Regions from separate parts of the Homo sapiens genome. Here region 1 is linked to region 2. Evidence: read pairs that join two places in POLR2A ChIA-PET (ENCODE). Cell type or tissue: MCF 10A. All regions are shown on one strand. Links, peaks and the distances in the headings refer to the core of each region. The heading gives the core; the rest is flanking DNA.

Region 1 (12,388 bases), core at 1-8,000, 66 kb before region 2:
CTGAAATTATTATCATTACTAAACAAAGGAGCAAGAAAACAGCATTAGCTGCTTTGCAGATATTATTTTACGTACTATTTATATCAGTCCTGCAAGGCAAAGAGTGAAGCCCTAATGCTTGCGGGGGAAGCTCAGAGAAGCGCAAGCCCACAGGGCTGCTCCTTGCCTTTGTTACAACTGCAGTGATTTGGTAACTAAATTCAAATTCAATTCAGCTTCATTTTTATTATCACCTGTTTCAGCAGCACTGAGAAGCAACTTCTTTGGTAACAAACTTTGAAATCAAAACACATTGAAAGTAAGATATGGCCATAAACCATATGGCCATCCAGTGCCGTTCTAAGAAAGGAGACCTGAGAATGGTGATTACCAGAGGCGATTACCTTGTGCAAAGGATAGTAGGCTTGGGGCAAGGATGAAGAGGGGATGGTTAAGAAGGAATACATTCTAGTGTTCAACAGCACAGTAGGGTGACTAGAGTTAGTAGTAATATATTGTATATTTCAAAGTAGTGAGAAGATTTGAAATGTTTCCAACACAAAGAAATGATAACTCTTGGGTATGATACATATACTAAGTACCCTGATTTGACCATTACACACTGTATGCATGTATCAAAATACCACATGTACCCTATAAATACGTACAATTACTATATGCCATTTTAAAAATAAATAAGTAAATAAAAATAAAGGGGATTTGAGAGAATTGTCATTGGAGGGGCCCCATCTCAGCATCACAGGGGACCCCATCTGCACACTGGCCCTACTGGGCAGGACAGGGAGCCTGCTTCTGTAGCATGACTTCATGTCTCATTTAATTTTTAAAGAACTGTGCCAAAAAGAGAACCTGAAGACCTTCAGCTGTCAGAAAGCAGGAAGTGGGAGCCGGGTTTGGGAGATACACAGCAATTCTTCGCAGAAGTATGCCCTTCCCCCTTAAAGGAACCCCAAATGGAAGTCTTTGTCAGGATGCGTTACTCAATTAGAACTGGAGGATCTTAGTCACAATCCCACCCTTGTGCAAAGGACACACTGAAAGCTGCAGAGAGCAAGATCCCTAGGAGGCCCTCGAAAGCTGGGAGAACAGAAACTCCTAGTGATGGTGACAAAGAAGGCTTGTTTGAAAGAACCATGAGTGCCTTCGGGTGCAGACTCAAAAAACCCCAAGGAACCTTTGCCTACCAAAATTTTTCCGACCACACCCTACTCTGTGTAGAGGCTTCCACGTCTTCTTCAGTTATCTGTATTATTATCCTCCTGGAAGTGTAAGTTGATGTCAGTGCAGAACACACATTTCTAAGGTTCTAGTGTAAGGGGTTTTTGTTTGTTGAAGTGTGTCTATAAGAATTAGAAGTACTAAGGAAAGGACATCATCCTAATTTTAAATCCTGCTAGTTTAAAGAGCAACAGCTCAAAGAGTGACTTTAAGAAACTGTTCCTCCAATGTGCCTAACGTACTTTTCCTCCACAGGTTTAAAATAGACAAATAGTCTAGGCCAGGGGTCCCTAGTCCCCAAGCCATGGACCGCTACTGGTCCATGGCCTGTTAGGAATTAGGCCACACAGCATGAAGTGAGCGACAGGCGAGTGAGTGAAGCTGAGCTCTGCCTCCTGTCAGATCAGCGGCAGCATCAGATTCTCATAGGAGCACGAACACTACTGTGAACCGTGCATGTGAGGGATCTAGGTTGTGTGCTCCTTATGAGAATCCAATGCCTGATGATCTGTCAGTGTCTCCCACCATCCCCAGATGGGACCATCTTGTTGCAGGAAAACAAGCTCAAGGCTCCCACTGATTCTACATTATGGTGAATATGTAATAACAGAAATTAAGTGCACAATAAATGTAATGTGCTTGAATCATCCTGAAACCACCCCCACCCCGCCCCACCCAACTCCCCATCCATGGAAAAATTGTCTTCCACAAAACCAGTCCCTGGTGCCAGAAAGGTTGGGGACTGCTGGTCTAGGCCTTGCCATTCAGTGTCAGGTATGATTCATCATATATGTTTTTAGTATGTTTCTATAGACATGTATGCATTCAGCCCAATACACACATCCCTCAGACATGTAACAATCAGTGTGAACTGAGTATTCTCCCACTGGAGTAGACTAGATGAAAGTGACTGAGAGGAAGTGTTGAATCTGTTTCTCCATCTGTAAAATGGGGACAATAAAACCTAACTTGCAGAGTTGTGGGAATTAAGCATATACATGAAAGTGTTTAGCAAAGCTAGGCACATGGTAGGTGCTTAATAAATTATAGCTCTTACAATGATACTGAAAAATGAGACCAACTGGTCCAACAGAAAATAAAACTGTCTAGGTGAGAAATGGGGCCCACATCTCAATCAGTCAGTTCACATTCAGATCCTCAAAGAAGCCAAGTACCAAAGGGCCTCGGTGCTTCTCACTCTGTCCTGGCTGGCTTCTCCTGCTCCCATCTCTTTATTTTTATTTCTTCAGAGAGAGTCTTGCTCTGCCACCCAGGCTGGAGTGCAGTGGCATGATCTCAGCTCACTGCAACCTCCACCTCCCAGGTTCAAGCAATTTTCCTTCCTCAGCCTCCCAAGTAGCTGGGATTTCCCTGTAGTTGCCCTAGGGAGAAACAGTCTCTTCCCTTCTCAGTGGTCCTTCCATCGCACCATCATGTTGTATAGAATTTTAGGCAAAATGTTTGCCTCCCTTACTGAGGGGGAAAACATGTTTCTTGTCCATCTTTGTATTTTGGGTACCTAATGGAGTCCTCGTGTGGCCCATATCCAAGGGTTGTGAACACTCTGGCTTTGGAGGGAAGCAGTGCTGGGGTGTGGGGGTAGCAGGGTGGAGGCTGTTAAATGGTATTACACAGAAAGTGTCCTGGTACTTTAGTAAGGGAAGAAAACCATCAACGTTTTGCACATCATAATGGAAGATGCAGCCTTTTTAAACAACACAACTGATAATAAGTTTTGAGCAAAACTATGCACACAGAATAGGGCATAGGCCCTGTTACATGAATAGCTTGGAACTTAGGAGAGGGGCAACAGGACTGCAAAGAGAGGCAACCAAAGTTGATACTAGAATCCCACTGTCCATTATTCATTATTTGTATTTATTTAAGTACAGTTGTCTCTGCTTATCCATGGGGGATTTGTTCCAAAATCACCAGTGGATGCCTGAAACCTCAGAGAGTACTGAACTCTACATATACTATATTTTTCCTACACATACGTACCTAACTATATAAATTAGGCTCACACCTGTAAGCCCAGCACTTTGGGAGGCCGAGGTGGGTGGATCACTTGAGGTCAAGAGTTCGAGACCAGCCTGACCAACATGGTGAAACCCCATCTCTACTAAAAATACAAAAATTAGCTGGGCGTGGTGGCGTGCGCCTGTAATCCCAGCTACTCGGGAGGCTGAGACTGCAGATCACTTGAACTCAGGAGGTGGAGGTTGCAGTGAGTCAAGATCGTGCCACTGCACACCAGACTGGGTGACAGAGTGAAACTCTGTCTCAAAAGAAAAAAAAAGGAAGGAAAAGGAAAAAGAATTAGGCACAGCAAGAGAGTAACAACAGTAACAACTAATAATAGAACAATTCTAATAATATACTATAATAAAAGTTATGTGAATGTGTTCTCTCTCTCTCAAAATATCTTAGTGTACTATACTCACCCTTCTTCTTGTTGACTCTGGGTAACTGAAACAGTGGATAAAGGGGACTACTAATACCCACATAAATCACATGTGGAATCAGGTCCAGTTCTCTTTCCATAATGTTCAGTGGGCTTTTTTTTGTTTTTTGAGATGGAGCCTGGCTCTGTTGCCCAGGCTGGAGTGCAGTGGCACAATCTTGGCTCACTGCAACCTTCGCCTCCCGAGTAGCATGCACCACCACGCCTGGCTAATTTTTGTATTTTTAGCAGAGACAAGGTTTCATCATGTTGGCCAGGCTAGTCTCAAACTCCTGACCTCAGCTGATCCACCTGCTTTGGCCTCCCAAAGTGCTGGGATTACAGGTGTGAGTCACCACACCCGGCCTCAGCCAGGCATCTTAAACTCTGTCTTTTGCTTTCATCATAAAGTTCTGAGTTAAAGAACCTCATGGGTAGGGCAATGGAGTCAGCAAACAAGTCCGGTCAAGACTCTTGGGTTTGTACAAAGCAAACATGAAGTTTTGTAATAAAGGCTCATGACAGAAGTTCATTTTAATGAGGCTTCTTTCTGTCTGGAAGTGTAAGCTGTTATGCTTGTGATAAAGCAGGCTCTTGTTGGCTTGGTGACTAGCTGAAGGATCACCTGAAGAATTTTTCCTCCGCTCCTTTACCTGTCTGGATGACACTGGGAATCTCTGTTAGTTGCTGGACTGTGCATTATCACTAAACTATATTTCTAATAACACAGTCACTGAGATAATGCCTTTTGTTGAATAATTTCCTCATTCAGTAAGGCTTTTAAAAAATTATAAATTTTTTTATTTCAGTAGCTTTTGGGGTACAAGTGGTTTTTGGTTACATGATAAATGACACAGTGGTGAATTCTGAGATTTTAGTGCACCCATCACCCAAGCAGTGTATATTGTACCAATATGCAGTTTTTTACTCCACATCCTCCTCCCATCCTCTCTGTTCTGAGTCTCCCAAGTCTATTATATCCTGAGTCTCAGTTTCTTGACTTATTGTTATCCTTCCTTGACAGCCTTTATCCTGTACTGTGGGACTTAACTGCTTTCTGAGTGGCAAACAGCATCCTGATTAATGAAGCACAATTGCCCCACCTGCATTCTGGTGCATAAATTTAATAGGCATCTCCCTCCTCTGTCCACCTAACACCCTTTATCCCCTAACCCCTTCCTCCATGTTTTACCATCCAGAGGCAACCTCAGATCCAAGTTTCCATAAGAATCTGTATGTTTCAGCTCTGTCCTTGAACCAGGACTGCAGGAGCAGATAACCACGTTCTGCAGCTTGAGCATCTGTGCACGACTAGCTAGAATCCAGAATACACAGGAAGAGGAGGCTGGAAAAGTGAAAGGAAGGCTATCCCCAGGGGCTGCTGGGCTTAAACCACCGCCTGCAGGGCTGCAGGGCCCTCCTCCTGTAGGAAGCAGGTGCCTTCCATCCCTTTCTCAGGGCTGGATGTGTCAGAGCCTCTTTAATCACAGAGCACTTTTCAGCAGCATTTTCGTTTATAGTCAAACAACAAGTCATAAGAACAGTTTTAAATGCCAAAGACATACTGAAGAAAAGCAAAAAATAATTAGCTGTGCTGTTAAAGTCTCCTCCCCTGGATTACTTCATTAGAAAAATCAATCGAGGCATTAATGGCTTTCTCCGTCTCTAATGAGCTTTATTCTAATTAGACTCACGTGTTATTGTTTCAGCTGGAAAAAGGTCTCGTTTGTAATGAGCAGTGGAGTGTGACAGCCTCTGACTGTTTCTTTGACCATATATAGGAATGATCACCGTGATAATAACAGCAGTGACAACAATCCCCGGATATTGGGCTTTTCATTTCCAAGAGAGAGTAAGTATTAACTAAACAGCTTCGAAACCCCCATGAAGTGTTTATTATACCCGAATCCCCATTTCACCAACAGTAAGGAGGATATTTTAGAAGCCTTTTTTTTTTTTTTTTTGAGTCAGAGTCTCGCTCTGTTGCTCAGGCTGGAGTGCAGTGGGCGATCTCGGCTCACTACAAGCTCCGCCTCCCAGGTTCACGCCATTCTCCTGCCTCAGCCTCCCGAGTACCTGGGACTACAGGCGCCTGCCACCATGCCCATCTAAATTTTTTTGTATTTTTAGTAGAGACAGGATTTCATCGTGTTAGCCAGGATGGTCTCGATCTCTTGACCTCGTGATCCGCCTGCCTCGGCCTCCCAAAGTGCTGGGATTACAGGCGTGAGCCACCGCGCCTGGCCTAGAAGCTTTAAGCCACGTACTTTTCAAGCTTTATCTGAGGCTGGCACTTGGATGACTTCAATGATGTTCTTTCCCCACAAGGAGGTGAGCAGGAGTGAGGATAAAGACATGGAGAGATAATGCAGACGACCACGTTCTCTTGGCCATACTGAACTGATGTCCGAGAGCAGGCCTTGGCAAACTTCCTCTGGGAAGGGCCACAGTAAATATTTTAGGCCTTCCATTCCATATGGTCTCACTGCGCTTCAACTCTGCCATTGTAAGCTTGAAAGCGGCCATAGATAAAAGTAAATGAATGAGTATGGCTGAGTTCCAATAAAACTTTATTTATGGACACTGAAATTTGAATTTCATGCTGTTTTTCACATGTCACAAAATAGTCTTCTTTCATTTTCTCCCAACCATTTAAATGTGTAAAAACCATTTTTGTCTCGCAGGCTGGATGTGGCCTATGGGCCATAGTTTGCCTGCCCTGCCCCAGAGAACAGAATTAACCACCAGTAGCATCAGAGGCTAACACTGTTCAAGGGTTTTGCCCTCTTTAGAGCTCAAACAGCAGGGATAATTTCCACCTTGAGAGACATCTCTCCAGAGCTCTTCTGCAAAAACTGTTCTTATTTTACAAACATGAAAACATTGAAAATCAAAATTAAATGGAAAAATTCATCTCCAACAGCATCTCTTCCCAATCAGTCTTCAAATTTCATTTCAATCTTTGTCCATATGCATGACATTTTTATACCATTTTAATCCTATTATAGACACAGTGTTTTAGTTTGCTTTTTTTCACTTAACGTTATCTTGTAAAATTCTTCCCTGTTGTGACTGATTTCTTCTAATCAGACATATCATAATTTTTTGTGGAATTTTTTTGTGGAAGATTTCCATGCTATTTGTTGGACTTAATTAAAAGGGATGTCTTAGTGTCTTCTCAAGTGTAACAGTTAAGATGCAAATGCTACCACCTTGCCCTCAAGCCAGGAAACCTGGGAAAACCCACTTGGTAGACTGGAGCCTCACACACCTCCCCCAGGATTCACTTCCTTTTGGACAATGGCTTTAGCAAATCTGGCATTTTAATTCATTTGCCTCTTGATGTGCCTTCCAGACAAACTCTTTAGAGCTCTTTGCTCTGAAAGAGCTCTCTGTTCCACATACACCCTAGAATTTATGTTGAACTTGGATGGAGGTTTGGGGAGACTAATCACACATCTCCTTTCATTACAGTTTTTAACCAGGAAATACAGAAAGAGTTAGATGAGGATCAGTTTTCTTGCTGGATTAGAGAACTTGGTAGGTCCCCATTAGTCCCTTGCCTCACACCTGCTGAGACCCTCTGGATGGTGACTGACTCATCCAGTCACATGTGGAGAAAGAAGAGGTTGGGTTTGCCCCTTCACTGTTCCATGGGCTGGGCCTCTGGAGAGGGAGAGGTGAGGGACATACTTTAAGTTGGTTCCTTTCTTTCCTCTCCACAAAGGGGGGTGACACTGTTTGAGGGACCACAGGGCTCACCTTCCCTTCCTTTCTCTTTGCTTTCAGAATAGGAAGCACATGCATTTGGCCAGGAAGAAGACTTCAGCTATTGATGGGAGGGCCCTCTTTCTAGAAGGCAGAGAACAATGGACTAGCCAGACAGGAAGGAGAGAGGCCCAGAGCGCAGTAAGGAGTGGGCATCTGGGACCCAGGGTTGGGAAGAACACTTCTGTTTGGCTTCCTTCCTCTTCTAGGGCATGGCTAAGGTGGCCAACCTGCATGCACCCCAGAAGAGGAAGATAAGTAGGCCCATGGGACTTTATTATGGAGCCTGAGGCTTTCACTGGCCTGATTAATCCATTTTCTGGGAATGAGCACTTTGGGAGGATAACAATCAAAGGATCCCCAGAGGACACGTGACAGGCTGGGGCCATCAGAACTACTGATCCGTGGGTACTATCCGGCTTACTGAATTATGAAACACAGGTTAAATTAAGGGTTGTCACACATTTGGCTAATTGGCCAATAAGAACAGCAATTAATAGAGGTCAGGCAATTCAACTGCATCTGTGGCCATGACTATCAGAGCCCTTGGAAACAGCAGTGATTTCAAGTGAAATCTAAATCAGCAGTGTTTCAGGTGACCTAGAGCAGGGCCCACGGCCCATAGCCCATATGTTAGCACTTCCTGAAGGTTTTCTTCCACCCAAATCCACATGTTGGGACCCAGGGGAAGGTGTAGCAAAGCCAGTGACCACTGTGTAATCTTTGTTTTTTCTATTTGACACTTTGTCAAAAAACACATTCCTGTTTTCATAGACTTCTTTTGATTTTGAGAAATTTAAAAGATACAGAAAAGTATGAAGAATGTAAAGACACTATATTCCCACCACTAGACATAAGAACTAGTAATATTTTGTACCATCTCCTGCTAGCCTCTGCCCTCCTTCTAAGAAATGAAACTACCACCCATTTCTCATTCCCCATCCCCGGGCACAGCAATGTTCATGGGTTTGGTCGGTTTGTATGTTTGGTATCATTTTAGATACTTTGATATTCATCTTATATCGATATAACAAATATACTACACTTTTATGTGTATATGAATATTTAAATATATAACAGATAAAAACACATGCCATTTGTAAATATGCCATGTAAAAACTGATGGTGCTTAATAAATATTTGTTGAATGTCCATCTATAAACAATGTATTTGTGTGTTTTTAATGTACATGGTATCATACAATTTTTATCATTCTGCATAATCCTCTCTTCACTTAATAATTGTATTTGAAATCTATAATTGTGACTCTTTCTCTCTATATATGTATATATATACACACACATATATATGTATATATATACACACACATATATGTGTATATATATACACACACATATATGTATATATATACACACATATATATGTATATATACACACACATATATATGTATGTGTATATACACATGTGTATATATATATCTATATGCTTGGTTTATGTCTCTTAACTGCTGCATAATATTGCACTGTATGAATATGGAGGATTTTAATTATTCATTTCTCCATGGGTGGATACTTAGTTTTCTTCCAGTTTTTTGGCTGTTGAATAAAGAATGCTGCAGTGAACTTTATTGTAGTTTAATTGATGGTTTTTACCGGTTTGCACTAATATTACTTCTTTATATATTATGCCTACAAATCATTTGATGTTTTAAGTGTTATAAATATATTCCAAACTCACTCTAGATCCACACCTGGGAATCATCCGGCCCATTAATAAGGTAGATACTGACCATGATACTCATCCGGCTCCCTGTGCCTGTTTTCAATTTGTAAGAAGCCCAGAAGAGAGGCAGGGTATGATTATGCATCTCTAAGCAAGCCTCCAACAATCAATTTTGTAAATATGAGCTTACAATTTTTTGGTACTCCTTTTTGAATCAACTTAGAAAAATGGAATTGAAGTGAGGGGAGTCTAGAAGTGTCTGCTCCAAGAATGCTTTCTCTAGGAACAGAGCAGAATGTGCCTGCACTTGATAGAATTGTGAAAGAGAGGAATAAAGTGCACCAGAAATAACATAATACTTCAGAATAAATTTTTCAAGCAATGTTCAGAACATAATGTGCCTCATAATTCCTTCCCAGCTGATATAAACGGGAATGTCTCATTCTTTGCTATGGAGGGTGCTGTTTAGTGGGAGATGAAAAGTTGAGGGTAAATTGGATAAGACATTCTCTAAAGTTCCTTCCAATGCAAAATGCTATTCTTCCAGATTTGAGGCTCCCTAAAGACAAGAATCCTATTTTATCATTCCTCATTATGTGCCTCTCATGGCCCTGGCTCATTTCTAGGTCCAGAGAACATGTTCATGTCAAGCTTATTAAATGGATCAAAGAAGTCAGTCTTACAATTTCTATGATTTTGTTTGGAGCCCCTTTCCTAAATTTTTTTTGTTGTTGTTACAAGCATATTTAGGCTGATAGTAATACTTTTTTGTTTTTTAAGAGACAAAGTCTTGCTCTGTCACCCAGGCTGGAGTGCAGTGGCACAATCACAGCTCACTGCCACCTCAAACTCCTGGGCTCAAGTGATCCTCCTGCCTCAGCCTCTCAAGTAACTGGGACTACAGGTGAATGCCACCATACCTGGCTAATTTTTATTTTTATTTTTTGTAGAGACAGGGTCTTGCAATGTTGCCCAGGCTGGTCTCAAACTCCTGGCCTCAAGTGATCTTCCCACCTCAGCCTCTCAAAGTGTTGGGATTACAGGCATGGGCCACTACACCTGGCCAATGAATATCTTTTAAAAGGCTTATAAAAGCCTTTCAAATGAGACACAACAATTAAGAGTAAAACTTCCAAACAGAAAAAAATATATAGGGATTCAGCTGTAGCTGTATCCATGCCACTGACTCACTGACTCATTCTGTAATCACAGCTCGAAAGTTAGCACAGGTTATTTAATGGCTCTGTAAGTGTTCACAAGAATCTAACTCCTGAACATGTTTATTACACCACATAGGAGGGAGGTGGATGAATACACTGGAAACTGTGCGATTCTACTACTCTTTCTACAAGGAGATATTTGTACCGTAGGAAGGCACTTGCTCACGCAGGATCCAAGTTTCTAAGTTCTGCATTTTCAGGTTCGGTTTAGCACCACCCCCAACAAGCCCATCCCAAATCCTTCCTGTATAAATGGCCTTGATGGTACAAACACAGGCGACTTCAACCAAAATGAAGGCTACCAATTACAGAGCACATACAACACAGCAAACACTACTGGAGACTCTGTGTATTTTCTTCAATATCCCAGACCAGTTAGTATTATTTCTCAAATTTTATTGGTGAGAAAACTGAGAATCAGAGAGTTTAACTTAACCTGGGGTCACACAGCTGCTGCCAGAGCCAATCCTTGGCTTTGGCCCAGGTTTGAAGCATGGGCTCTTTCTCTTGCACCATGCTGCCTCCTTCCCTTGGCCTCTATCAATCCAATTATCTGGCACTGTGCTTGCTCTATACCTGCTACGCTGCTCCAAGTAGAGATGTCTACTCTAGGAGTCTTCCAGGTAACATTTCCTGCCTTTGTATGCTTCTGTCTCCATTTGAAGCCCAGTGTTCTTATCTGCACCATTCACTCATTCAACAAGTTTCTTAAGCATCTGTTTTGTCCCAAGCCCTGTGCTAGGTTCTGAGGAAACAAAGACAAATGAGACCCAATTCTTATCCTTAGGGAGCTGTCAGTCTAAAGTGAGTCCTTTTAGATGTTCGTAAATAACAATGCAGTAGTTACCAAGAGTGGGACCCTTCTCTCCCTGCGTGTTCTCTGCAGGGCTGAAGCAACATCCATGACTGCCAAACCTAATGAATGGAAAGGTAATGGGAAGGAAGAGAAAAGGATAGCTGAAGAGAGGGCAAGGAGAAGCTGAATGAGAACTAGTCAAGGGAATGAGACACACCAACATTCCTGTTACTCTCAGTTGTACCTTGGGTTTCTTTCCTTGTCCAAATACTTGCATCCATGGCAAAATGATACCATTCACTGATTGTGCCTCACACTGCTATTGAGTTCAGAGTGTTGTTGGCCACACCTGATGCACAGAAATGGCGTGGTTTTTATTTGGACTCATGACTATGTTGCATTAGAAACTGAACTCTCCTTTTCTTCTTGCTCCCTAAAGAGCCAGGCTGATAGATCCTCAAGAATTTTCTGAAAATCAAGCCCTCCAGAAAAAAGAAAGTGTGTTGCATTTCTTTTCAGCTTGTTGCCTGACTCATTTTCCTTGACAGACTCATCTACTACTGTTAGCTGGATGGGCATGCAGGATCCTAAAGCCCAGAGTATGCACACACTTCACCAGTGGTTCCTACACCAGTGTCATCATCATGACAATTAAGAAGTCATTTGCATAAAACTATGCAGTAGAGATAAAACCAAAACAGACTGAGTCACATCCTTGCCTGTTGTAATTATAGCTCTAATTTGGCTGAAGAATGAGGAAAGGTACACTCAGAGGAGAGAGATGGCAAGGCAAGGTGATGAAGGGAGAGGAGACAAAAACAGACTTGGTTATGAGCAAAGCAACTTGGTTAAAATATGTTTACCATGGAGCAAGAAATTGTTTCATGGAATGACGATGGCAGCCCTGCCCACTGCTAAACTACATATGCCAGCAAGAGTATCTCTCTGCCAGTGCTGAAGGCTTTGGTTGCTACTGAAAGTGACAACCTGCTGGGTGGGAGGAACACACCATGACTTTCTCTGCACACGTGGGGCAGGTCATGTTACATTGTTTAGGTTTTGACGTGACAGTCCCAGGTTTTCTTATCATTGGTGGGCACTAAGCAGGTCTTTACACACACAGTTAAAAAAATAAAACCCATCATCATATCCACCACATCTGCCAAACAATTATATTTGGTTCTGTAACAACTCTGAGGTTTAATAGACTACAGAAATCGTTTACACGTAGAACCCAACATCATAGTTCACAACTATGT
Region 2 (17,576 bases), core at 4,973-12,972:
CCATGACAGAAGCAGCAGCATCTGGCTGTGAACATACATCAGTGACCTTAGCTTGGGATCTGAGGGGCTGCCTCAGTGTAGACATTGGCAGCAGCTCACAGGGGCCTCTGCCTACCACCAATGGTTTCTTGGGTGTCAGAGGTCTGGCAGAAGATGCCAGTCCCTGAGATTTCCCAGGAATAACTTAGGGACCTCAAAATGGAGGGGAGATGTCTGGTTCCACGCAGCTGATAAGAGGCAGAAAACTGATTTATTTGTTTATTCATTCATTCCATACAAATGAAAATGAGGGCTAGTTATAGGCTAGATATTGTTCTAGGTGCTGAGCAGGAAAAATGGCAAAAACTTATGCCCTGACAGAGCTGCCACTCCAGTGAAGGCAAAGGGAAATGGGAAATGAGCAAAAACTAACTAGTATCAAGTCAGGTGGTGAGAAGTATGAGGAGGAAATTACAACAGAATAATAGAGACTGGGGGCTGATAGAGGCTACTCTAGCCAGCTGGATAAAGGGCTGTCTCTGGAATCAGAGAAATGTGTATATTCTTGTTACACACATGTGCATGCACTTTTGAACTATAAACAATAGAAAGCTTAAATTTTTACTTCTATTTTCAAGAATCTTCCAACCATCAAATTAAAAGAACCCTATCATATACCAATAAGTTGTAAGAAATTTTTAAGAGACTGTCCCTAATTTTTATTTACTTAGATTTTATTCTGTAAATTAGAAAACAAAGGATAGGTCATAAAGTTTACAAACATTTGTTATACAGATTTCCTTGAATTGGTGTTTGTTTTATTCACTGAATGAATGAATGAGGCACTATAAGCCAGTTAAGAGATGGGGTTAAAACCATCACTTATTTTTTTAAAGGCACTAAACTACGTCAATTTTATTGTTTGGCTATACAAACATTTATTTGCTACTGAAAACTGAAATAACACAGCAAAATTTCCTTTTATTGTAATTCAAATTTTTGGAAACCAAAATATCCAATTAATTACTATGCTCTAGCCAAACCACCCAATAGTTTCTTTACCTTCTTTCTCCATACCTTACTCTGCTTCAAATTCTTGACATTGGGTTTCATCTCACTGATTTGAGGATTCTAAAACACAGGGGAATGCCTGAGACCTACTGGTGCTTCCTTGGGTTATATCAAAAAGTAGAACTGAAGTATTATTGAAGTCACTCAAATACATTCAAACTATATAGATCCCTTACAAATTACTGGTATCAAGGTAGGAAGGAAAAGATACAAGAAGAAAAAGACATCACAGAACTCATTACAGGTTATCAAAATTATTGGTATACAGTCTGTCTCAGAATAAAGTAGCCTTCTCAACCTGCTGCATAAAATTACAAGCAAGAAAGGAAGTATAGGAATAAGGTTTATGACTGAACTGGCTCTGTGCCATAATTCTCCATTGTGGCATTGTCAGAAGGATCCCATTAATGCAGAAACTGCTGGAATGGTTCACGTTTTGATTTATTCTTAACTCCCTTAAGCCTAGTGTCTGTTACTTCTCTTTCAAGCCGAGAAAATCAGTTGAGCAAGATGTAACTGAGTTTTACCATCTTTTCTTTCTGAACAAATAACAACAATGACCTTGTTCCTCTCCTCCTGTGTGGCATGCCATCTCTGATGTCCTGGAAGATCTTTTCTCTTCTACTCTGCCATTGGGGTAGACCTTCTGGTAGAGGGGAAAGGGACCAGGGTTGAGAGTCAAGTTATGCTTTGTGATGAGTCCATTGGTAATCTAGCTACAGCTCTAAGCTGCTCCTGGATCTTTGGGTCTCAGCAGAACATGATGCTGACTCACAAATTGCTACAAGGTAGCCTGGAAAAAAGTCTATAGCCCAGAAGGAGCCTGAAAACCTGAACTCCAACAAACGGTGCCCAAAGAGCCAACCATTCACTCATTAACTTGACTTCTAAGCCTATTTCTGTAAAACGGGAATAAGAACCTTAACCATCAGATTGTAAAGACAAGGTAAGATAGTCCATTCAGTGTTTACGGCACAGAACCAGGAAAAACAGTAAGCAGGCACTCACTTTTGTAGGTTAAAAAGAAAAATAGAATGAAACTTATGTGTGAGTTCTAAATTAGTTTAAAAATCATTTAAAGACAACCTATGAAATAACTTCTTTGCCTAGGATTATTAATGGAAATCCAGCAGATATTCTCAAGAAAAAAATGGAATTAGTTTCTCCCCCCCTTGGACTTACGAATAAACAGTGTTAGAACTAAATGGTTTTTTTCCTATTCTAAAATCAAAAAAAATACACCATCCCTCATCCTCGTGTCTGTGACAAGTCGTACCCAGATTGTATTAAGAATTGAAAAACCATCCTCATTAGACTTGAGGGCCCTGTAGACATGCACAGCAGACATTTATTGAGCACCTATTATGACCACCAGGAGTAGACCAAGAGCTTTAGATGGATTCTCTGAGTCCTTCTTAACCAATATGCCAGAATTCATGGAAATAACTTCATTGTTGAGCAGACATGTCTCTTCTCTAGGCCAAATGACAAAAATGTACATTTTGCTTGGTATAAATACCAAATATGTTGTTGCTGTTGTTTTTCTTATAACCAAAGCAATATTTCATTGTAGAAAATAAATCATCTGTTATCCTACCAATTGAGTGCCATTAAAATTTGGAATGTTTCCTATGTCATTTTTTTCTCTCTCTGCTGTTTATCTACAAAATTGGAATTATGTAATCATTCTTTGAGCAAATGCTTTTTTGGTGGTTTATACTATCTCATTATATGGATAAGCCATTAATTACTCATCCGGGTAATACTGGGAAATTTGGTTATTCCCTTTTTTTCACCATGACAAATAAAGCTGTAGTAACCATCTTTGTACATCTCTTTGATTTCCCTCTTCCTAGGAAAATAATTATTAATTTGAACATGACCATCTTTTGGGCTTGCAATATCTTCATCCAGAAAGGTTGTGGCTATTTACACTCTCAGCAGCAGTATATGAATATGAGTGCCTGACTCCTCTACTTTTGTCAGAAATGACAGTGTGATTTTAAAAACACACAAAAAAGTTTACAAAAAAGTTGCCAATTTCTTAGGAAAAAAAGTATCTGATTGTTTTCTTAAATCTGCATTTTTAAACTATATACTATAAGGTTATTCTTCTACCTTCCTTCCATACAGGCTATTTTCTTTGTTCTGCAAATTATCTATTCCTATCCTTTGCCCATTTAAAAATCTGTGTTAGGGATATCCTTCTTGTCTGACAAAAACACTTTCTATGTTAAAAGTATTAATTTTTTTTCCTGTAATATTTGTTGCAGTTACTATGGTATTGCAACAGTATTCCTGGGCAGTATTTATCTTTTAAATGTTTACTGTACTATTTCATGTAAAAAGTTTCAAATTTGTGTATGCAAATGAATCATCCATAGCCTGCCCAAAGCCCTCTTGTTTTCTTTTTGTTTTAAAAAAACGTTAATTCTATCACCTCAAGGTTCCTTTTTTTTTTTTTTTAAGACAGGGTCTCTTTCTGTCACCCAGGCTCAATTACAGTGGTGTAGCCATAGCCAGGTCTACAGGCACATGCCACCACACCCGGCTAATTTTATTTTTTGTAGAGATGTGGTCTTACCACATTGTCCAGGCTGGTCTCAAACTCCTAGCCTCGAGTGATGCTCCCACCTCAGCCTCCAAAAGTGCTGGGATTATAGGCATGAGCCACTGCACCCTGGACCCCCAAAGCCCCTTTCTGTCCAATTCATTTCTGCCCAGATGAGGCGATGGATCCACCCTCTTGCCAAACACGGTAGATTGGCACGGGGAGGGGCAGCTAACCAGAAAGATGCAGACACAGCTGATGTAACAAAACTATATTAATGATGAGCCCAGTGAGGGAAGATCCTCAGATTCAGTGCCCAGATCCTGGTCCTTCCAGAATCTAGCCTTGCTTCTCTATCTCAGCCTTGAGAAGGTCCAGCCCAATGACAGTCCCTGCCCTGAGGTTAATCCAAGATCACTTTACAGTAAACTCTCCATTTACTTGTGGTAATTTGAGTTGGTTTTGTTCCTCACACTCAAATTTATCTTCACTAAAACATGACAAAGAATTCTTTCCCTTGTGGTTTCTTCCACTGCTTTTATATTTAAAAATACTTCCCCATCCCATTATTAGTTAGGTAGTCATTTTTTTCTCCTGGATTTTTTAAAAACATGATTTAAAAAAAATACACACATAGTTCTCTAAATAATTCGCCTGGAGTTTATTTTGGTGTAGTTTGCTGAATAATCTACCTCTTCTCCATGGGATTGCTGTATTCCAGGGATCATATATGTCTGTATGCTGTCTGTCTGTGCATTTCAAGGGCTATTTATTCTGTTCTATGTGATTCCTATGCTGGCACTAAACTGTTTTTAGCTTTACTATATATTTTACATTTGAAATAGCAAGTTTCTCTTCGTTGCTCTTTTAAAATGTTTCCTAGCTATCCTCTCTAAAACCATTTTGTTATCAAAAAATTCTTTTTTATTTCATCATGTCACTGACTGAACTATCTCAACCTCTAGACAGCCAGTTATGGCTTAACCAAGTCCAGGAAATCCATCTTTACAAAACCAGAAGACAGCCTGGTGCGGCAACTCATGCCTGTAATCCCAGCATTTTGGGAGGCTGAGGCTGAAGGATCACTTGAGCCCAGGAGTTTGAGACCAGCCTGGGAAACACAGTGAAGCCCCATCTCCACAAAAAATATGGAAAAATTAGCCAGGCTAGGTGGCATGCACCTGAAGTCCCAGCTACTCAGGAGGCTGAGGTTGGAGGATCGTTTGAGCCCAGGAGGTCAAGGCTGCAGTGAGCCAGGATTGCACCACTGCACTCCAGCCTGGGTGACAGAATGAGATCCTGTCTCAAAAAACAAACAAACAAACAAACAAAGAAACAAACAAAACATAAAATCTCCACAACTTGAAGAGATGAAATCACTTCACGACAGCCAGGTCTACTGCTGTAACTCCTGTCTTGCAGCCCTGCCAGATAAAATTAAGAAGGCAGCAAAGAGAAATTTAGCAAATGTGTTCTAAATAGTATTATAATTTGCCTCTTTTTTTCTTGTATTGGGTGAAGAAAACTGAGCAGTCCATGAAATTAAAACAAATTAATTTACTTTCCTAAAAGGTTTTCAAAAATAGACAATAACAACCTTTACAATCTCATCTAGCACTACATGCGTTCCTTGATATTAAATCTTTTTTATTCTTAAACACTTATACTATTTGTTTTTACAAAACAAGATTCAATAGTCACTGGGACTTTAAGGAAAAATATCTATAACAACCCCAACCAACTACTACATTTTGTCACATCATGACTTAAACCAGCTTACCTTAAACATGCTGAGAACACTGACAACAGCCTACAGTTGGGCCAAATCAGGTAACGCAAAGCCTATTTTAAAATTAAGTGCTGATATCTCAGGTAATTTATTGAATATTGTGCTGAATGTGAAAAACAGAATGATTCCACACCACTGTAAAGTTGAAAAATCATAAATCAAACCATTGTATGCCAGACAGTCTGTGTATGATTGGATATTTTCAGTGAAATATAAAAACATTTATACATTATCTAAATCTAGTATTTATGTATATTATTTGTATACATAAAAATAAATAGGAAGATTACTCATATTGGGACTGTAGTGATGAATTTTTCATTAAAAGGAAAAGTGATAGACTAGAGAAAAAACACCTGGAATGTTCCAGAACTGCCTGGTTGGCAGTCCCTTCCTTCCCTGCTGCTCCACTCCTGAATTTTTACACATCACAAAAACAATCAAACAAAAAGAAAAAAAAAACTCAAAAGATGTTATATCATAGGGAAAAGTATGAGTAAGGAATACAATGTTATCTCCTTACCAGAAAACTAGAGACTACAAAATATTTTAAAATGCAACAACTAAAAAGGTAAAAATGTTAGTGTATGTAACTTTATATATTTAATACATATATTTAAATATAAATTTAGTATATTTTACAACACTGCTGTTGACTGAGAAGACAAATGCAAATAAACAGATTTGAAGATTTCGGGTGATTTCTTAATGATTCTACTTCATTAATTTAAAAGCAAAGTACTTTAAAGAAGGCGTCACACTTTTTAATGTAACCAGAGGAAGAAGAAGTCATCCCTTGACTGAGATTCTCACCCACTTCACCAAAATCATCACTCATCTTAAACCATTTTGCAGATGACAAAACTGAGTCTCAGATGTTGCTATTCTAAAGTTCCACGGCTAGGAGACTGAGCAGGACTTGAGCCCACCACCCCAGGAGTTCTTTAGCTTTTTTGTGCCATGTACTCCTCTGACAGTCTGGTAAAACCTATATACCTCTTCTCAGAATAGTATTTTTAAATTCCTAAAACAAATACATAGCACTAGAAAGGACAAAAATTATAAAGAAATAATAATTATCAAAATATTTTTAGGAAAAAATTGTGATAGAGTAATATATGTTCTTTATTAATGTATTAAATAAGAAGATATACTAGTGGGTCTGATAACTATGGTAATTTTAAAGGAGTCATGAGCATTAATATTTCAACAACTTTAACGTGGTATGAAAACAACCGTGACTTTTACTGTTGAAAAGTCACAGGTACTGCTATTACTACTGGCTTGTTGCCTACATTCACAATTAGGGTGTCATTTGCTGAATACTTTAGTTCCTTCTCCAAAGGAAAGTACCCTGCAAATTTGTCCAAATCAAAAGTCTAAAATTTCCATTAAAGGTTAGTGAAAATAAAGATGTAATTTTTTTTTCTCATGGAAGTTCACAGACTCCCTGAATTCTGTCTACAGACCTCTTGGGAACTGCCCATTCTGGCTAAGTGCTTAGTGTAGAGTCCAGGTAGACTTCTCTAAGGAGTCTGCAATGGGGAGAATGGCGTGAACCCGGGAGGCGGAGCTTGTAGTGAGTGGAGATCGCGCCGCTGCACTCCAGCCTGGGCGACAGAGGGAGACTCCGTCTCAACAAAAAAAAAAAAAAAAAAAAGAGTCTGCAATGGGTATAAAATGAATGAATAAATGCAAGTTCCCACTGAAACACTGAGGTGGGTCAGGCACCACTGCCAGATGGTTCACTTCCTCTTTCAGGGCCAATTTAACCAGCCCATGCTCCCTAACTACAGTGTGAGTGAGTGTGTGAGTGTGTGTGTGTGTGTGTGTGTGTGTGTGTGTGTGTGTGTGTTGGGGATTTGAGATATGGATTACTATACTTCCTAGAGGCACCTTCATTTACCTGCCTAACCAGTATCTTGTATCACCTGATTATCATTTTCTAAGATCACACAGCCTAGGGTACCAGAAGGTATAACAAGGTCTTTGGGAAACAGACCAGGTTGTGAGGCCCAGCACAGAGTAAAAGCCTCAGCTAGTCTGCAGCAGCCTCTGCTATGGTCAGGAGGAGCAGGAGATGGTCAAGTGGGTACTGATGGGACAGCAGCCAGTGCCACCGTGGCCATAGCAGGTATCCATTTCCAATGGTATAACTTGTCTGCCTTGGAGCAGCACATTTCTGATGCCCTGGGTCAACATTTCAGATTGTAATGAATGTCAAACAACTGTTACTGAGATTCTTGTCTGATATTCCCTACACCTTTTTTCTAGAGAGGAGCATACTCCAGTATTTTGATTATTCTCTTCATAAAGGATGGGATATGCTCATTTCATCTATTCAAATTTTTAGATTAACTTAAGATAGCTAAAAATTTAAATATCTAAAATGCTGCCAAAATAAAAGAGAAAACACATTTGGCTTTACTCTCTCAACTTTGTATGTGAGAGAGAACATTCCTGTGTTCATGTGCATGTGCGTGCACACGTGTACACTGCTTCGTGGGGAAGGAAACAGAGCTTCCCTGTGATTTCCTAGATTTCCTCCCTGTGGTTTTCAGAAACCATGTTCCCAGCAGCAAATCCAAAGACTTGCCTTGAGCATGCATGCCATTTTTGCAAAGAGACCAAAAAAAAAAAAAAAAAAAAGTCTGGATGTATCTTTAAATGGCAAGGAAGTAGGATCATAAACACAAATTTAAATAAGCAAAGAATGATTAAACTTCAAAGCAAAAAAGGAAACAGAATAATTCAGACCCTGATATAAATAAAAGAACAATACTCTAGTTCAAATTCCCTAGCTAGGCATTCAAGACCATGCTCAATCCAGCCCTACTAACTTGTCCTCAGAGGTCCTGCCCTGCATGGTCTGGCCTCTTCTGGCTGCTCCGGCTTTGTATCAACCTACTCTTGCCCTCATTCTCCTTCTCTAGACTCAGTTCCTGGAATATCCCAGGCTCTCTCCTACTTTGGTGACTTTTAACTGCAGTTTTATCTGCCTGAAAGGCTCTTGATGGTCTTGCCCATCACCCTTCTCCCATTTTTTAGTTACTGCTGTTCATTCTTCAGGTTTCATCTCAGGCCTTCCCTGATCCTCCAGATCAGCCAGATTTCCAAGGCCTGTGCATTAGATTGGGTCAACTGTGCTCTAAATCAGGGTGTAGAGTCAAGTATGGGGATGGCGAGGCTGCCCTACTGGCCAAGCCATGCACCTTAGTGCTGGGCTTTGTCCAGCTGGACACTTTTTCCAGTCCTTTATGTGAACTGGAAAAGACTCCACTGGCTTGCCAAACCATGTGCCTACAGGTTTTCATATACCTGGAGGTTGCCTTTTGTTTTGTCCTCTGAGAGCGGATGGCTTTTTCTTATGTGCACAAAGGCATGCATATCATATCATTGACCCTATAAATCTCCCTGCTTTACACATGCAATTGGCTTTTTCATTCATAGACTTAACAGAGTCTGTGGTCTGTAGTCATTGATATCTATGTATAATTAAGTGGTATCAGAGTTTCCCATTAGATGGTAAGATCCATTAGGGCAGTAACCATGGCTTTTTGCTCACAATTATCCCCAGTCCCTAACACAGGGTCTGGCACAGAATAGATGCTAAATGCATTTTTTTGTTTGGTTTTGAGATGGAGTCTTGCTCCTTCACCCAGGCTGGAGTGCAGCAGTGCAATCTCGGCTCACTGCAGCCTCTGCCTCCTGGGTTCAAGCAATCCTCCCATCTCAGCCTCCCAAGTAGCTGGGACTACAGGTGTGCACCACCATGCCCAGTTAATTTTTATATTTTTAGTAGAGACAGGGTTTCACCATGTTGGCCAGGCTCATCTTGAACTCCTGGCCTCAAGTGATATGCCCACCTTGGCCTCTCAAAGTGCTAGGATTACAGGTGTGAGCCACTGTGCCCAGCCTGCTAAATCCATGTTTATGAAGTGAATTAATTAAGAAGAAAGCCATAGATATGCTGTAATGAAAGAAATAACCAGACTTAGGGCAAGATGGAGGTGTCTAGCAGATTTACTTATACTTACTGAATAAATCAGGATTTGACAGATAGTAAGAAGGAAAAGTTGGCAGACCGAAGGACAGACTTTGCAACTTCATAATCGAAGGAGAATTTCCACTGAAGCATTTCACCCTAGGGCTAGGAAGAAACATGCTGCTTCTAGAAGAAATCAGAGTCAGGCTGGTAGTGCCTCAAGAGCCTGCTTGGGAATAAAGGGCGTTTTAAATAGGATAGCAAGCTGGGAGGGAACCTAAGTGAGACAAAAATCTAATGATTCATGAGATTCCAGGCAGACCAAGAACCCTGGAACTTGCAAAACTTGTTGCAACAAGAATTCTTGCTCAGTTGGCTGAAGACACTGAGGCAGAAAGCCTCTGTGTGTCACTTAGTGCACTGCACAACAGGAAAACCAGCTTCAAGTGAAGATCTGAGGCGAGCATAGGAGTAGTTATGGCCCGAACAGCCCTGAGACTTGGAAAATAAAGATCTGTATAGTTCCCTGAAGACAGGCAGGGAACACGAGCATCGGTACAGACTTAGGTGCCTCAATTCTAAATTTCTAAAAATTTCTCCCTATGGAAAGGGAGGGAGGGAAAAATGCAAAACACTTTTTCATTCTAGAAAAAAAAATATATGCTACACCAGATTACATGTATATATTTTAAATTTATCTAAAATATATCAAGCCATATAGCACTATTACAGATTCTTTCTTTACTTAATAGTATAACTTAAAGATCTTTTCATATCTGCACATACAGATTTTTTATTCTTTTTAACAGGTGCGACACATTCCACAGTATGATGGATCATTCTTTAGCATAAAGAGGGTCATTTAGCTTGGTGACACAGCTCAGGCTTTTGTGTTTTTAGAGTAGCCTCATGGGGTAGGAAGACTCCAAGATGGCCTGCAAGGACCCCAGCTTCTAAGATTCACACCCTTGTGTAATCCCTTCCCACACTGTACCTGTACCAGGGTTGGTCTATGTGATCAATAATCTACAGCAGAAATAATGGTAGGCCACTTCCAAGATTTGGTTATAAATGATTGCAGCTTCCCCCTTGGGTGCTCTCTGACTGGCTCCCTCTGTCTCTCTTGGTTTATATGCTTTGAAAGAAGCCAGCATGTATATCATAAAGGCACTCAGGCCACCCACGGAAGGTCCAGGTGGTGAGGAACTGAGGCCTCCCAACAGCAAACATGAGTGTGCTTGGGAAGTGAATTCCCCTGCCCCACTTGAGCTTTGAGATGAATGCAGCTGCTGCCCACAGTTTGGCAGCAACTTCATGAGAGACCCTGAACCACAAATGCCCAGCTAAAGTGCTCCCAATTCCTGAACTCAGAAACTGTATGAGATAATAAATATTTGTTGTTTTAAGCTGTTAAATTTTGTGGTAATGTGTAATGTAGTACTGGGTAACTAATACATCACGTATGGTGAAGTCGTAGCAGTAGACTACGTAGATCAATGGTATATGCATTAAACATTTTGAAAGATATTGATAAATTATCTACCAATGAGGAGCCACTAACACAGCAAGGGCTCTGATTTCCCCAAATCCTCACCAGCATCAGAAATTATTAAACTCAACAATGTTTGCTAAACTAAATGGGTGAAAAATGGCATCTGATTGCTTTGACCTGTGTTTTTTTAATTTCAAAAGTTCTTTGGGGCACATACCAGGCTTCATCAGCAATGCACAGGAAAAGGTGCATGGTAGGGTTCAAGTGATTCATTACACAATAAGAGACTCTGAGCCACCCTGCCTCAACTTCTAAACCACTGCCTTTCATTTAAAATTCCCATTAAGCAATTAATTTTATAAAAGAAATAACCACTGAAGTTGAGTCTAGGAGTGAGAGTGTCTGATTTTGATTACTTTCTCGGAAATGTATAGAACATTAAATGATTTTAATAAGAGGCGTGCCCTTGAACCTCAAGCCATGAGCTTCAAATCAGAAGAGATGTAAATTCAAGTGTTAATTCCCTTTAATGTTGCTGAACCAGAAGTTCGATAACAAACTAGAGTAAGTAACCAGAATCAAATGGCAACCAAATGTCTGTGTTTTCCAAAGCTACTTAAATGAAACATCACTATAGTCTCAAATCAAATATGAACTCAACTATGTCTTTATCTGGATTTAGTTCCTGGTGAGAATAAATGGTTCTGAAAAAAAATGATCTTTTATGAAAAGCTATAAAGAAGACTGGAACTCAGTGATATTTGAGAGAAGCAAAAATAATACTCCTTGCTAGAGAAAAGCATCTGAAATCATTGTAAGTCTCCTACCACCAGCAACCCCAAGTTCCATAATAATGAAGACAAATGTATATTTAGTATTTTTTAAAATAAACACTATTCTTGATGACATCTCATTAAATTATCAAATATACCTGTTTCTACTGCCAGAAGTGATAACATTTTTATAAAAATAAACCTACCTCTTATAAAGATACAGTGGACATATCACATCAGAGAAATTCTAGAAAGAAGTTCCCAGATACCAAGGGCCAAAAACCAAGACAAATAGTTTTAGATGATTTCAAATGGTCTTTAATCACATAAATAAACAATTCAGAAGGCTTTGTATGGTTATTAAACTAACTAGCTGATTTCTCACTGGTACATGACGAATAAGTGACAATATAATTTAATTATTACTGTTACTTTCCCAGGCTACAATGGTCAGAGAAAGATTTTTTTTTTCTTCTTGTAAGAGATTGAGTCTTGCTCTGTTGCCCAGGCTGGGTGATCATGGCTCACTGCAGCCTTGACCTCCTGGGCTCAAGTGATCCTCCCACCTCAGCCTCCAGAGTAGGTGGGACCACAGGCACACACCACCACCTAGCCCAGCTAATTTTTTAATTTTTTTGTGAAGAAGGTGTCTTGCTATATTGCCAAGGCTGGAATTCCTGGGTTCAACTGATCCTCCTGCCACAGCATCCCAAAGTGCCAGGATTACAGGCGTTGAGCCAGAGGAAAGGAAATTAAAGTGTTGGTTCCCACAGCAAGGTGGATGCCATGCTCAGGGTTCTCTAAGGTTCAGGCCAGAGGACATTTTATTTGCACTAAGCAGTATCATCCCCCAAAGCACTGTTTCCCAATAACAGTCAAAGAAGGCTTTGGATAAGGCCATGGAATGTTAACTCTTTCTTTCCTCCCTTAGGATAATGTGGCTATGGAAGGCAGGCAGTCTCCAAAAAGCCAGGAGAGTGAGGGACTCTGGGCTCATTGAAGTGAACTCTCCTTCTTCTCCCTAGAGGTCTGCTGGATTCTCAGAGACACAAAGACAATCATCCTTGTCTTGTTACTGGCACATGCTCCACACATAGCGTGTGCTCCATAAAGATTTTCTAATAACTCATCTACGTATAAGCACTATCTCTTATTGTACTCACTAACTCACCACCTCTCCATGTAGGAAGGAGAAAGGATTCTCTGACATGGAAGTTTCTCATCCAGTGGCAGCTCAGAATTCTGACATGCTTGCCAGGTACTTCATCTACAACCTTCAGACAACACAAAACAAACATATGTTTTGTTGAGATATGCATTCTGTCCTATGAATCATTATGGATCCTACTGAATCCCTTGAGTGAATACTACTGTGAACTACGATTGGGTCATTCTGGCTACTGCAGCCAGCCTGCTTGGGTTTGAATCTAGCTCCATTCTTTACTGGTTGTGTGACCCCAGGCAAGTTACCTAAGTGTTTAAGTTTTCCTCATCTCTAAAATAAGGATACGAAAAACCTTTTCCTAAGACATGTAAAGTGCTTAGAACTGTGCCTGGCACATAGTGTATGCTGTTGGTATTATTATATGAATTGCCCTGTCTTTTACCTTGATATCCCCACATCTGGTAGGATGTTCACGTGAGACCCTGCAGAAGGGCTGGGGTTTCTGCTCAAATATTTAGGCAACTCTATGTGGCTAAGCTGATGATCTTCCCAACAAGTTGTGACAATAACTGACAAGCTAAAGATGACTGCACCCGGTATAGAAGAGGAATTTGCCTGAAAGCAAAAACAAGAGCACAGTTCAATCACCTTCGCCCTTCCTTTCCCAGAATATTCAACTTCAGCATATTCAAGAGTTCTATACTTGTAAAACTGTCATAGGATAGCTGGCTAAGCTCACAAACCACACCGGCCCGAAGCCACACTGAATCCTGTCACCTTCCCACTCAAGTTCAGACGCTTCTAGCTGAGCAACTCTGCACGCCAGTCCGTGATCCCCCTGGTTTCCAGATTATTAAATGAAAACACATTCGTTGGCACACCTTTCCCAAAAAGCCAATCAAGCAAATGAGCTTTCCCTCTGGAGTGCCAGGTCCACTCTGAAAGAAGAAACCCAGGCCACTGCTTTTAAAGTTTTAATGGGAGAGCACTGTAAACAATTAAGATTCTTTGGGTTCTTAACATCCTCAGAGGACCATGATGAGATCTCTTCGTAAATATTTAAGAATCACATATTTTCTCCCTGTCATTTCTGCCAGGGTCTGAGCACAAGATATATATCCATATCTGTCACCTGAAGACATCCAGACAGGCCACTTATAAACAGCCTTAGCTGGAGACCTAAAGAAGAGGTGAGGTCATAATTCTGTGTGCTGGGGTGGAGGCATGTGGTAGATGGCGAGGTCAAGGCTGGTTCTTCTAATGATGACAAGAAAGTATGATCATTGAGGATGGTGCTCAAAGTCATTATTTTAAAGATATTTGCTTAAATAAACAAGCAAAAAATAAAACCTAGGGGTCCTGAGGGGGAAAATAACACACTGGCTGTGTGTGAAAAAAGTATAATTTATATTTCATCTGTACTGCTACCTTCACACTTGGACAAAATCAACAACAGACATAAGTGGTTCTGGGATCCCACCCTTCTCCAAGAGGCCAGATGTCACAGACAACATGTCTTTAAATCCCAATTCCTTCATACCCACCCCCAACTATGTGGGGTTTAGTACATTTATTGGTTTCTCTATATCTCAGTTTCCTCAGGTAAATGATGATTGTTATGAAGATTTTTAAGATAATTCATATGGACCACTTAGATCCACATGGCAAACAGGAAGCATACAACAATTGTTAGCTATTATCATTTGTTTTTGGAACTGGCTTTCAAATAAATGAAATAATTCTTTTAAATGGTTAAAAAATAATAAACATTTGGAGAAAAAACTGGTATGATGGCATTTACGCTATTTGTGGCAATACCATTTACAGGTACAGATCAAAAAGTCACCAAATTGCATGGCATCAGAACTACAAAAATAACTTTTTAGCTTCATAAACTTTTTCTAAAACTAGATTAGAAATTCCTGGCTGGGCACGGTGGCTCACGCCTGTAATCCCAGCACTTTGGGAGACCAAGGTGGGCAGATCACCTGAGGTCAGGAGTTCAAGACCAGCCTGACCAACATGGCGAAACCCTGTCCCTACTAAAAATACAAAACCTTAGCCGGGCATGGTGTCATGCACCTGTAGTCCCAGGTACTCGGAAAGCTGAGGTGGGAGAATTGCTTGAACCCAGGAGGTGGAGGTTGCAGTTGAGATCGTGCCACTGCACTCCAGCCTGGAGGAAGGAGCGAGACCCAGTCTCAAAAAAAAAAACAAAACAAACAAACAAAAAAAACTCCTATAGCCACCAATGCTGCCAGAATCAAAGATGTATCATAAGTCTGTCAATCTCTTTTAAAATCTTGGTACATCTTATAACTTAAAAATTATGTTAAGATGCAATTTGTGAATATACATTTACTTAAAATATTACTACTAACTACCATGAAAGAACAATAACAACTAAATTGAACTAATAATTTGAGCACTAGTTTTTAGTATTTGGGTAAAAGATACATGCATTATGCACTGGATTTCTCTGGCATTTATTAACAATTATTAACAATAATGGATCTTTATTTAATGACTTCACTTTCAAAAACTAAGTAGTACCTGACATGTTACCACTCATTATCCATAGGTGAGGTATTTTAGTTTGGTTATGTTGTAGTAACAAACATCCCCAAAACAGAATGGCTTAAAACAACAAGGGTTTATTTCTCACTCGTGGGTACATGTTCATCACAGGTCAGCAGGGTCACTGCTCCGTGTCATGTCCTTATTCAGGAATGCAGATTGAAAGAGATCAGAAATCTGGAACTTTGCAGGTCACCATGGTAGGCAGAATGGAGATTGTAGAATTCTGCATTGGGTCTTAAGACTTCCCCTTAAAGGTGACACATATCCCCTCCACTCACATTTCATCTGGAAAAACAAGTCACGTGGTCACAATGGGCAAAGAAGTGCCCATGGACCCAGAGGGAGGAGATTTGGAATACTAGTGACCATGTCAAGTGACTACCATACCATATAAAGAAACTTTGCAGGATTTTTTCACTTTAATTTAAAGGTTAAAACATGCAGCTGTGAAAAGTCCTGGGCCTGATTGCTTCACTGGTGAGTTCTACCAAACATTTAAAGAACAAATACCAATCCTTCTCAAACTTTTCTAAATAACTGAAGAAGAGGAAACATTTACTAACTTATTTATACAAGATCAGCATTATCCTGATACGGAAGCCAGACAAAGACACTACAGAAAAGAAAATTATAGATCAATATTTCTTATGAACATTGATGCAAAAATCCTCAACAAAATACAAGCAAACTGAATTCAGCATAGTAAAAAGATTATACACCATGACCAAGTGGGATTTATTCCTAGAATGCCAAGATGGTTCAACATATAAAAATCAATCAATGTAATATACCACATTTACAGAATAAAGGGAAAAAAACATAACCATCTTAATTGATGGTGAAAGAGCATTTGACAAAACTCAACACCCTTTCATGATAAACACTCAACAAACTAGTAGTAGAAGGAAATCACCTCAACACAATAAAAGCCACATGTGAAAAACCCCAGTGAACATCATACTCAATGGTGAAAGATTAAAATCTTCCCCTCTAATATCAAGAACAAGGGAAGGATGCCCATTTTCATCACTTCAATTCAACATGGAACTGGAAGTTCTAGCCAGAGCAATTAGGCAAGAAAAAGAAATCAAAGGTATTCAAACTGTAAAGAAAAAAGTAAACATTTCTTTTTGCAAGTAATATAATCTTATGTTTGGAAAACGCTAAGGATTCCACACACAATAAAAAAGTCTGTTAGAATAAATGACTTAATTACAAAATTACAATAATCAAAACAGTGTGGTACTGACATAAAGGTAGACATATAAAATGAAATAGAATGGAGAACTCAGAAATACACTTTTGTATATATGGTCAAATGATTTTTGACAAGGTTGCCAAGACCATTCAATGGAGAAAAGAGAGTCTTTCCAACAAATGGTGCTGGAAAAACTGGACACCAATATGCAAAAGAATGACATTACTCTTACTTAATACTATGTACAAAATGACCTCAAAATGGATCAAAGATCGAAACATAGGACTAAAACTATAAAGCTGTTATTAGAAAGCATAAGGCAAAAGCTTCATGACATTGCATTTGACAGTGATTTATTGGCAATGACACCAAAGTCACAGGCAACAAAAGAAAAAAAATTGGATTTCATGAAAATGAAAAGTTTTGTTCATCAAAAGATATGAGTGATAGAATAAAAAGGCAACCTACGGAATGAGAAAGAATATTTGAAATCGCATATCTATTAAGGGATTAATATCAAAATATATATAGAATTCCTAAAACTTAACAAGAAAAGAAGCAAACAACTAAATTGAAAGATTGGAAAAGGACTTGAATAGACATTTCTCCAAAGAAGATATACAAATGGCTAATAAGCACATGAAAAGATGTTCAACCTCACTAAATCATCAGGGAGATATAATTTGAAACTACAATGAATTACCACCTCACACTCAGTAGGATGACTACTCTCATGAAAACCCAGAAAATATCGTGTTGGTGAGGATGCAGAGTAACTAGAATTCTTGTACACTGTTGGTGGGAATGCGAAAAGTTACAGCGACTGTGGAAAACAGTTCTGGCAGCTCCTCAAAACATTAAAAATCAAACTTCCATATGGTCCAGCAATTCCACTTCTGGGTATGTGCCCAAGAGAATTGAAATTAGGGTCTAGGTGCGGTAGCTCACTCCTGCAATCCCAGCATTTTGGGAGGCCGAGGTGGGCGGATCACC

The links. Peaks named below come from ENCODE experiments on the same cell type or tissue, not always from the same donor. Only the 100,000 strongest peaks of a DNase experiment are listed, where the experiment ranks them.
Region 1: POLR2A ChIA-PET joins it to region 2 with 15 read pairs; 2 of 35 experiments call an interaction of 5 or more read pairs at or near these places.

Annotation. Positions count from the first base shown.
Region 1 is chr1:184,604,084-184,616,471 of GRCh38, reverse strand. All of the region lies in intron 5 of C1orf21 (chromosome 1 open reading frame 21), which reads right to left. It overlaps LOC107985236 (a long non-coding RNA gene), which reads left to right. Exons shown (of 4, transcript XR_001738328.3): 3 at 5,371-5,513; 4 at 7,451-9,013. Among named protein-coding and RNA genes, the nearest start is that of EDEM3, 140 kb to the left of the region's middle. In MCF 10A, for the core only: no CTCF peak of the experiment used is centred there; a DNase peak (open chromatin) is centred at 4,101.
Region 2 is chr1:184,537,884-184,555,459 of GRCh38, reverse strand. All of the region lies in intron 3 of C1orf21 (chromosome 1 open reading frame 21), which reads right to left. Among named protein-coding and RNA genes, the nearest start is that of C1orf21, 160 kb to the right of the region's middle. In MCF 10A, for the core only: no CTCF peak of the experiment used is centred there; a DNase peak (open chromatin) is centred at 9,689.